Regions from separate parts of the Homo sapiens genome. Here region 1 is linked to region 2. A link is a loop called in an ENCODE intact Hi-C map of the cell type or tissue named here. Cell type or tissue: Caco-2. All regions are shown on one strand. Each heading gives the region's core, and the rest is flanking DNA. Links, peaks and the distances in the headings are about the cores only. Region 1 has its middle 16 kb from the start of FRMPD2. Region 2 overlaps FRMPD2 (FERM and PDZ domain containing 2).

Region 1 (5,380 bases), core at 182-5,181, 95 kb before region 2:
TCTTCTTTTCTTACTTTCTTTATTTCTTTTTTTTTTTTAAATCACTAACTTGAGAACATGCAGATTGGCATCCACAATGCAACCCCAAACAGATTTGTGCTTTCTTTATCTAGTTATTGGTCTATTACAGAAATGCTCTTTCTCAACAGCAGGCAGACGTGACCATGGATAGGGACACCTGTTTTACGGGAAACCTTGTTTGTTGTCTCCACCACTGATTCAGACCACATAACACTTCCACTATTCATTGAGAGTATCAGCATCCACATCTGTAGCCACATGCTTCTCAAAAAAGTTACCAAGAAATATTTAAATAAAAATGTTATCGCCTTAACATGCTTTAAATTCAAAAGGATAAAATTACTAAACTTGCTTGAAAGATATTAAAGAAGACCCTAAATACAGGGAGAGATGTACCATGTTCATGAATTGGAAGAGTTGGTATTGCAAAACTGTCAATTCTCCCAAAATGTATGTAAACATTTAAAGCAATCGTGATCAAATTCCCAAGGAGGACTAGATCTTCACACTCTACCTCAGTCTTACCTACTTTCCATTCTTCTTTTGCCTTCTCTCCAATGTGCTTTCCAAATGAGGGGTCTTAAATAATTTTAAAAGGCTGCATCTCTCACCAGCAGGATTCATCTCTTCATTATCTCTCACATCTGTTTCCTTGTTGCCTTCCCCATGGTCACTACGACTACTTCTTGTCCTTGGCCCAGATGAACTGATTTTTGGCACCTGGGAGGTTCTCTGAGTGATGGAGCCATTGCTTTTGGCTTAGAAATGTTTGTCTTTCCCAACCTGGGCAACAAAGTGAGGCCCTATCTCTACATGAAATAAAAATAAAAATTAGCTTGTCATGGTGGTGCATGCCTGTAGTCCCAGCTACTTGGGAGCTGAGGTGGGAGGATTGCTTGAGCCTGAGAGCTTGAGGCTGCAGTGAACCATGATTGTGCCACTGTGCTCCGGCCTGGGAGACAGAGTAAGAACCTTCTTTAAAAAAAAAGAAAGAAAGAAAGAAAGAAAGAAATGTTTGTCTTTAAGGTTAGAAGGAAAGAAAGGATCCAAGCAGCACACACTTGTGGGAAATGGGGCAGAAGTAAGACAAAGACAAGAGGTGAGGGGGGAAAGAAACATACAGATGCATTTGGTGTTGAAGTCCTTCTGCTCCTCCACCCTGGAGTAGTAACTTACATTCACTGATTTCCAGGAAGGATGAGGAGCCAACTGAGGTAGAATAAACAAAAAACCCCACCACTATGTGGGAGACTGCTTGCAAAGATGGCTGCAAAATGTCACTCTATCCCTGTGTGAGCTTCCTCTGAAATGTAACTTTGCTGTCAACCCATCAAGAGGTGGACTTTATTTCCTTTGAATCTGGGCTGTTCATGGGACTTGCCTTAGCCAGTTAGAAAGCAGAAGTAGCACCGTGTGACTTCTGACTCTAGGCCCCCCAGAGGCCTTACAGCTCCCACCTCTGTCCTCTAGGAAAGCTGCAGTCACCATATGGAAGATGAGAGACACAAGGAGATAAAAAGACTTGACTGACAGTTGACACCAACTCTCAGACATGTAAGGGAGGCCACCTGGACCCTCAGGCCCTCATCAAACCATCAGACGATTCCTGGAACCACATGAGTCACCCGAGAGAAACCACCCAGCTAAGCTGACCCACAGGGTCATGAACAAATAAAGTGGTTGTTGTGTTAAGCCAACTAACTTTATAGCCATTTGTTTCCTGGTAATAGATAGATAACTGATACAAAGTCTATCCTCAATTGGCATTCACTGGGGCCAGGAAAAAAAGGAACAGACAGAGCGAGTTAGCAGGGTTCTGGATCAGGTGCCTGATGGGATGCTGGCTCTGAAGATGTCATGCAGCTAGCACTTCAAACCCACTTCAAGGAAGGAAAGCAATTGTGTGGGGATGGAGAACCTCTATTGCTCTGTGACACAATGGGTCCCAGTGAGGCTTGGCAGTGCTCTCCTGACTGGGCACAGCAGAGTGAAGGAGGGACTCCTTTCCAGCCTGAGGTAGTGCTTATAATCCTGAGAGGGCCAGAGCATCAGTGTCCAGAACCTCTCAGCAAAGGGCACAGTGTACAGGGATGGGAGGAATTTGTGTGGCCACCTTTTGCCATAAAGCTGTCACCATGTCCCCATTCAGGTGGCCCTTTAGAGGCAGGCAGATGTGACATGTGCAGTGTGTATGGCCCTCCAGCTATGGGAGTCATGATTGGGACTGATTTGCGGCTATGTGTGGACTTTATTTGGTGGTTCCAGAAATGTGTGGGAAACATCAGCTTTCATGGACCCAAGCAAGACGGGGCTTGTGTGTGAATGGACTTTGCACTCCTGACACTGAATCCAGTGGCAGGGGGTGGGCAGGAGGAGACAGAGGATGCTCGGGTGGCAGGTACTAACTGGCCATGTATGAGACCACACATCCGGAACTTCATGCCGTCCTCATATCGACGTTATGAGATAGGCATTATTATGACTCCAGTTCAGATGAGGAAACTGGTTTAGACAGGCTGTGTAATGTGCCCAAGGCCACCCAGCTCATTCGTCTGGAGGTGAAACTCCAATCTGGCTCGAACCACTATTACATACTGTCTTCCGAGGAGTGGGTTGTTTTCCTTTTTCATTTCTAAGAATGTTTGCCTCAATTAGGCAGTGTTGTTCACTGTAGTAGTCTGTCCTCACACTGCTGTAAAGAAATACCTGAGACTGGGTAGTTTATAAAGAAAAGAGGTTTAATTGGCTCACACAGGCTGTACAGGAAGCATGGCTGGGGAGGCCTCAGGAAACTTACAATCATGGCAGAAGGTGAAGGGGAAGCAGGCATGTCTTACATAACAGGGACAGGAGGAAAAGGGCAAAGGGGGAGGTGCTGCACATTTTTAAACAACTAGATCTCGTGAGAGCTCACTCACTATCATGCAAACAGCAAGGGAGAAATCTGCCCGGTGATCCAGTCACCTCCCACCAGGCCCCCTCCTCCAGCATTGGGGATTACAACTGGACATGAGATTTGGGCGGGGACACAAATCCAAACCATATCACTCACCAAGTAGTCCTCAAGGTCACTCTGACAGAAGGACTGCGGCTGAATTTCACATTTTAGGAGGTTGGGTGGAGTTCCAGTGGTGACCACGAGGTGGTGTGGTCACCAGAAGATGCAGCGGCGTCATGTCTGCATTGTGGGATAGGGGACTGCCTTGTCCCTGTTCTCGGAAGGCCTTTCTTCTCTGCAACTTGACAAAGGCAAAGAAAAGCATCCCAGACAATGCATACCACCCCATCTCTCATTATGGCCTGCTCCCCATGTTTGGCAGAGTCCTTTAACCCAGGGGAAGAAATCATATTGACAGAGAGGTCATGACCCAAGAGAATACAAAGGATTTCTAGACTTCTGCAAAGAAATGCTTTATTGGATAAGAATTTTTTTCTTTACAGGAAGTGGCCCATTGAAGTACAGACAGAGGGGCGGTGTTCAGACCATTCCAGTGCGGAGCTGCTGAAACATGGGCCTCCTTGGCCGTTCTTCCTCCCATACTCTGTAGAGTGTACCTGACACACAGCTGATTTCAGTAAATGTTTGGATAAGTGATAACATAGACTATAATGAAAACATCAATAGTGATAACAATGAACTCATATTGAACATGTAAAATATGCCATGGATGGCCATGTATTTGTTCATTTAATTCTCACAATCATTCCATGTTAACAAACAGGTTAAGTCACTTGCCCAGGGTCCCGTGAGTAGTGGGAGAGATGAATGACTGATTGAACGATGGGGATAAATGGCATTGTTGTTGTGTGCTTTCAGGTCCAGCCTCAGTTTGTGTAACAGAAGAGTTAGGGAGAAGGGAGGCCACCGCAGGAGCCGAGAGACATGGGGAGGCAGAGTTTCTCTGACAGGTGGGCAGGCGGAGGGTGGGAAGGAGCAAGGAGGGTGGGCAGGGTGGCTATGCGTGTGGCACTGCAGCAGGGCGAGGGGGCAGGGCACCGTGTTCTCACCTCATGACCCAACAGGAGCCCAGGCAGCACCGAGTGCATGTGAGACAAACCCATTGTGGGCCATTTATGGATTAAAGCCATCTTGTTGGTTAGGGCAAATACTTGAGTGAGAAATCACGGGAAGATCGCCAGCCTCAGCTGCTTTGCAACTGGACACATCCAGAGGCTCTCCTGCCCCCTGTGATGTGGAAGGAGCCAGGACAAAGGATGTGCCCTCCTTAAGGCCCCTTCTTCAATGGTAGATAAATCACCCAAGAATGGGCCCCTTTCCCAAACTTTGCACTTCCTTTTTCAGCTGGGTGCCGGAGAGATCATTCGTTTCTTCCTAGAACTTTGTCAGCAACTGGAATGTGTTGCCACGAGAAGAAAGGCCGTAGGTGCTCAGTGTCTACAAGCTTTGCCTTGGGCGACCTTGCCCTGTGTCTGACTCCTCCTGCTCTTCTTCCTGCAGGCTCCATGTGTGCCTCTGTCTCCACGGCCTGTCTCAGTGGATCAGTGATTCTGGCCCCAACTCACTGCTGCTTTTTCTCTGAGCGCCAGATTTGTCTCTTCCTCCACCTGGGCCAGAGCTGTTCATAAGCTCATTGTACCTGCAAAGGCAGCCACCTGAGCCAACGTGGCAGGGGCAGGTGTCTGTACCCACAGCGTCTGAGCCGGAGGTGGGCAGTCCTCCTCCCACCAGGAGAACCTCCCTCAGCCTCCTCCTTGTGGCTTCCAGGCCTGGCCCACGGACCTGGCCGTGGGAATCTTAGTAAAGTGTGTGCTTTCCTTTTCAGTTGCAGTTCTTAGAAAAACAGTGCCCAGATGTTATCTAAGCAGGTAGTAGAAATACCAACCAAGGTCAAGTCATCTCAAACCACACACGTTTGTCAGCTGCCCTTGTACTTGACAGGCGAGCTCTGCAGAAGTTGAACTGTAGCCCTACAGCCCTGGGGCTGTTAAGTAAAGCCCAGGTCCCAGGTCCCGCCCCTGCTGTTTCTGGCTGGTCTGCCAGTCTCAGTTGGCTCTGTCTTCTTCCCCAGCTCCCTGGACTCCCTGTCCTTTCTGGTCACATACGATCCAGTTCAGCCCAGGCCTGTCCTGCCAAGCACTGTCTGGCTGGGGTCCAGCCCCTTCACTGGTGTTTAGCAGGATCCTCCTTCCTTTGTACACAAAGCCTCCTTTCTGCTCAGCCTTTTTCAATAACTACCCAGGCACCATCTGCCCCAGATTTGAAACCTGGGAGCGGGTCTGCTCAGACTTAACTCTTGAAAAATCCTTGCCCTCCCCCACCAACAGAACAGATACAAGGCACTGAGCCAGCCTCTGGCATTTGTACCTCCCTCATTCCAGGTCCCAGTCACCCCTGTCC
Region 2 (5,380 bases), core at 318-5,317:
TACTTACACTAATTACCTCCCTTATGTTCATAATTTACTGTTTTCTCAAACTGCCCTGGTCAAGCAGCCCCAGGAGGCAGGTACCAGCATTATGGGGAGGAGCAAACTGAGGCTTGGAAAAGTTAAGTAATGTGCTGGCTGCTTGGTGGTGGGCCTAGCCAAGGTTTGAACCTGTGGCTGTTGGGGCCCAGTGCCTGTACTATGGCCTTTCATAACCAGCCAGAGCATGGAATTCAGTGCTAGAGAGACTTGGTTCTGCGCACTGGCTTTACCACAGCTGCTGTCAATGTCTAGGCATTAGTTCTTCTTTGGCCATAAAAGGGAGCAATATAATATAGTGGTTTACACCCTTCATGTTCAGAGCGTGGTTCCTGGAGCTGCAGCATGCATGTCATCTGGGAGCTTGCAAAGGATGCAGAATCTCAGTCCCCACTCCAGACCATCTGAATCTGAATCTGCCTTTTAAAAAGAACCCAAGTGATTTAAATGTACATATAAGCTTCAGAAACACTAACTTGGAATGTGGCCTGTGGAGTCCAGTAGACTCAGGGGAGTGCCACTTTCTAGCTGTGTGACTTTGGGCAGCTCACTTCCCCTTTCAGAGCTGGAGTGTCCTCATTGGAGCACACAGACCGTACTGTAGGTTTGTATTGTGCTCGAGTGGGAAGGTGTGTGCGTGTAACATTTCTAGCTCAGTGTCTGGTGTTCTGTGCTCAGTGTGAGAGTAGTAATGGTGGCTCCTGCTCACGGGGGTTTTGTTCAGTGCCAGCCAATTCATATGGGAGCTGTGTCATTGGGTCCTGGGGCTGGCCCAGGAGTTGGGGTCAACTGGGAAACAAAATTGCTGAACTTTCAGATGCAGAACCAAATGCAGAAAATAATGGTAGCTTATTTTATTATTTGCAGCAGAACCAGATGAACATATAAACATTTCATTGAAACCACAGGCTGGTGGTTCCAGGATATTTCCAGGGAGCTGGAGATGACAAATGTAAATTAATTATACCTGACTTACCTGCTATTGCTGAGAACAGTGTGTGAAACACCATTGATATTGCTTTTATTGCCTGATTTCAGTGACTGTAAAATATTTATAAATATTTCATGAGCTCACTTGTAAAATTAGTCCTTTCAGGCCTATTTGGCTTGTAATAGGCTGTTTTCTCAAACTGCACATTCTACTGTCTTAGGAGTTTTTAGGAATCTAACATTTATTTGCATTGAAAGGATGAGTTTAGACAAAGTTCCCTTGCTTTTTAAAATATTTCTTCATTTTAGAAACTCTCTCTGCAGATTCATGTAACCCTTTTCAGCGATTACATGCAGCCGAGAACTGACCGCCTCCAGCTGATGGTCCCACACACCCCTCAAGCTCAGGGCATCCGTAATTGATCTCTTCCTCTCACACACCTCTCTTTGCCATGATATGTCTTGTACAAAGGTGGTCACCCAGCCTCCCTGCAGGAAACTGGGAGTGTCTGGGCCTGCACCCTCTCTTCCCACCCCACTTGTCACCAAAAACAGACAGAGAGAGATGTCAAAGCTGGGGGAACCCAACACATCTCATATCCTTGAAATGGAGGCACGTCACATAATGGACTTGCTGCTGGTACTCTTGTCCTGGATAATTGTCCTTCTCAGCCTTCAGAGTGACCTTTCAAAAGGACCAATCCTGTCATTTTCTTCCATGCTGAAAACTTGTTAATGGCTCTCTGTTGTCTGCAAGGACAAGCTCAAACTTCTTCTAGAATGGCATGCCAGACACTTCCCACTCAGTCCCCAGTCCTGCCATATTCTTTGCCCTGACTCCTCCTCTCTGGTCTCTGGCTGTTTTTCATGCCAGCTTGCAGGCTGTTCAGCACACCAGGATGGCTCAGCTTCCAGGGCTTTTGTGCCCAGCATACCCTCTGCCTGCAGCACGTTCCTAACTCCTTCCTGGCTCAGACCACCAAGATAAGTCCGATCCTCTGTAAATAAGCTTAAGGGTAACCTCATCCTTGAAGGCTTTCCTGATTGACTGCCCCCAGGTGGCTCTTCCTAGGTGGATGGACCACTCCCTCTGCTGTGCAGACCTCTGTCTTCTCACCTGTATTATTCTGCCACTTTTATTTGTGGATATGCCTGCCTGCAGTCAGCAGTGGACTGGGAGTTCCACAAGAGCAGCTCCAGCACAGAACAGAGGTGTGGTGTGTCAAATGGGAAGTGGTTAATACATGTTTTTTGATGAACGAATGGATGATTTGTGTGGAATTACAATAATTTACTGAACCCTTCCCATTTTTGATATTTAGTTTACTTTTTGTTTTTAAGTATTACAAATAATATGATAAATATCACTGGAAGAAATATTTTTCTATATTTTATATCATTTCTTTTAGCTAGATCTCAGAAGTGTAATTGTTGGGTACCAGTGCTGGGCATTTTTCTAAGACTACTGCTGTTTTCCCAAGTGCCAATCTCAAGCCCAGTATTGTCTTGCCTGTTTTGTTGCATCCTTGTTGGAATAAATATCATCGTGTTTATCTTTGTTCATTTGAAGGTAAAAGTGATTTCTCGCTGTGGCTTTATTTTGCAGTCCTTTGATTCTTGAGCAGTTGAGCACTTTCCAAGTGCTTCTTAGTCATTCTTCTGTGAATTATCTCAATAAGCATATTACTTTATAGTTATATTTGGTTCTGTAGGGGGAAAAGATAGATCACTGAGCTTTTACAAATGCATAATTTCAGGACTAAATAGGCAGGATCTGTCAGCCCTGTGGAGTGGGGCCCATGGGCCTTTGCTCAGCTGTTTCTCATGGGTGGTCTGGGGGCTACAGGGTTGGTCTCAGCCCTTCCACAAGAAGGCTGCAAGACTGCAGATTTGCAGTGAGCTGCCCAGAATCTTGTCCTGGGTGTCTTTTCCTTGTGGCCCTTGGCTCAGAGTATATCCTGTGTCCTTATGACACTGTAAGTGACTTGGACTTTGCCCTTGACATCCAGATGGATTCAGCCTTATTTCCCTAGTGCCACAATTATGCTATGAGTCACCCACAGCAGGGAATAGAAACTGTCCACTGTCCTCAGCTTGCTAGTGGCTTTGGGACATTCGTGGCAATGCTTCCTTCCATTCTTGAAAGGCTGTCTACTTTTGGCTCTACCACCTTCCAACAAATCCCCCCTCCACTGTTTGTCCACCCAGTCAGCCCCATGAAGCTGAGGCGTGGCGATGACACTGGCACTCACCAGCAGCCCCACCAGCCCACAGCTGTAGGCTGAGTCCCTGATGCTGAGTGCTTGACACCCAGGGTCTCATTTCCTGACCTCACTAAGCAGCCCCTCTCCTGCTAACTGAGCTTCCTCCTCAGGCTCCAGGCACTCTCCAGCATCTCACAGGCCCTTGAGCTCTCTCTCCTCTGCTAACTTTTGTGAGTCCCCTGCCTCTAAGGGATGGCTCCTTCCTGTAATCACAGTCTCTGTACAGTCTTGCTTCAAACTCGCTAAACCTTTCTGAGCTGCGACCTTGCCTCCACTGTCTCTGCCTAGAATATCCGCCTGTGGGTATTAATATCCATCATGATTAAGTCTAAGGTCACTCTCCCTTTGGGCCCCGGTAAACAGAAGGCTGGGTGTGTCTCAGATAAATCTCCCCTGCTGCTGTCATTGTCTTTGTGTCCTCAGCATCCCCATTTTCCAGCGTGGACTGTGGAGTCTGCAGATTTGAGTGTGAGTCTGCCCTACCACTTACTGGCTTTGGGACCATGAGCAAATAATTAACACACTCTTAGCCCCAAGTTCCATGATCTTTAAATTGGGTATAATAATATCTACCCCATAGGGTTATTGTGAGGATTAAATGAGACAATGCAGATAATGTGCTTCCCACCACGCCTGGCACATAGTAAGCATTCAGCAAATATTAGTAGTTGATGTTGACATTACTGCTGTTGTTGCTGTTTCTGAGCAAGCCCAAGCTCTGTATGGAGTAAGATACTATGCAATTTGTGCAAAAGCTGCAGGTCACATTTAATTTACTTATATTCCTTCATTGCTTTTTGCCTACTGTATGTGAGTGATGGTACCATAGTGCCTCATGCATGCAGAAAATTCTCAAAAAGTTTTTTTTTAAAAGGCTGGCTTTTTCAGTAAGCACAGCCCTGGCAGGGAACCAGACACCATTGTAGAGAAGAGAGGGGGGTCTGTTTGAAGAAATATATGCCCATGGATATCCTTGAAATGGAGGCACTTCACCAGGCTCTAGAAGTGCATGTGCACACACACACACACATACACACACAGAGAAACCAGGAGCCACACCACTACCATGTGTCTGACCGTTCTTTCCTTCTTGGTTTTAGCAAGGCGCAGATGGTCAGAATGTAGTCATCATTTTCCTGTCTTAAAATACTAACTTGGCTTTATGTAAAGCCTCATTAACTTAAAAGCTCTATTTTTCAAATCCCATTTTTTTTATGATCAATGTGAATAGTGAAGTGGGGAGTTAATCACATCCATGGTCTTAAGTTCAAGACTTCATCAAAGTTATTTATTAAACATTTCTGCATGGAAGGAGAAAGGCAAGTGTCAAAGCTGGGGGGAACCCAACACATCTCATATTATATTTCAGGAAATAGGACCTTGTATTAAATATGATTACCAGGGCAAACTACGCTGTGTAGAGATTAAAGGTTATACTCCACAGAGCAGAGCCTAATCTTGGGATCCCAGGAGATTTGGAGGCACATTTGCTACAAGAATGTTTGGGAGGACAGATCTGTAAAAGCAGAAAGCAGAAGGGGATGGGGCAGCTGATTTCGCAGGAGGCTCGGCCGGAGCCCGACACACCCGCAAATACTCTAGGGTTAGCACCCATTTAAACAGGCTCTTTGGCTCTGCGTCCTGTCAGCTGCAAGGGGAGAGAGAGCATCTCGTCTCTTCCTTCTTCTGTTTCTGAGGTTTCTTTCATTAGCAAGTGCTAATTAGGAGACCTTGCATTCCCAGGGATAATCACAGGAGACAAAATAGCAGCAGAAAAAGAAAGGAGGAGGAGAGCGGGGGCCCAGTGATATGTTACAACCACCAGAGCAATGGATCCAGCATCATTCTTGTGTGTGTGTATGTCTATGTTTTTCTCCCCAAATTCAGACCATGATAAGTTTGTGCAAATGGCCAATTTGAGTCCTGCACACCAGGCCCGGTCTAAGCCTCTCATTTGGATTCAGAGATTGTCATGCTCAGAAAACGAGTTGTTTGTATCCAGGCTTCAGGGTGCTGCAGGAGGCCTGCTGAGTACATCAATGGATAACTTCAACGTGGACGGCAGCAAGGAGGCTGGAGCAGAAGGCATCGGGCGCAGGTGGGTGTGACACATTTGTTCTCTGGGCCCAAACCACCATGTGCTTGAT

The links. Hi-C counts contacts between places; a loop is a spot of excess contacts. Peaks named below come from ENCODE experiments on the same cell type or tissue, not always from the same donor. Only the 100,000 strongest peaks of a DNase experiment are listed, where the experiment ranks them.
Region 1: a loop joins it to region 2, with 4 times the contacts of the local background. A loop is called at or near these places in 1 of 110 quality-filtered maps.

The regions. Positions count from the first base shown.
Region 1 is chr10:48,287,622-48,293,001 of GRCh38, reverse strand. It overlaps the pseudogene RPS6P14. Among named protein-coding and RNA genes, the nearest start is that of FRMPD2, 16 kb to the right of the region's middle. RefSeq lists an enhancer at 4,707-5,207. In Caco-2, for the core only: CTCF peaks have their summits at 2,945 and 3,146 (motif pointing right); a DNase peak (open chromatin) is centred at 3,161.
Region 2 is chr10:48,192,635-48,198,014 of GRCh38, reverse strand. It overlaps FRMPD2 (FERM and PDZ domain containing 2), which reads left to right. Exons shown (of 29, transcript NM_001018071.4): 16 at 5,121-5,331. Among named protein-coding and RNA genes, the nearest start is that of FRMPD2, 79 kb to the left of the region's middle. In Caco-2, for the core only: no CTCF peak of the experiment used is centred there; a DNase peak (open chromatin) is centred at 2,984.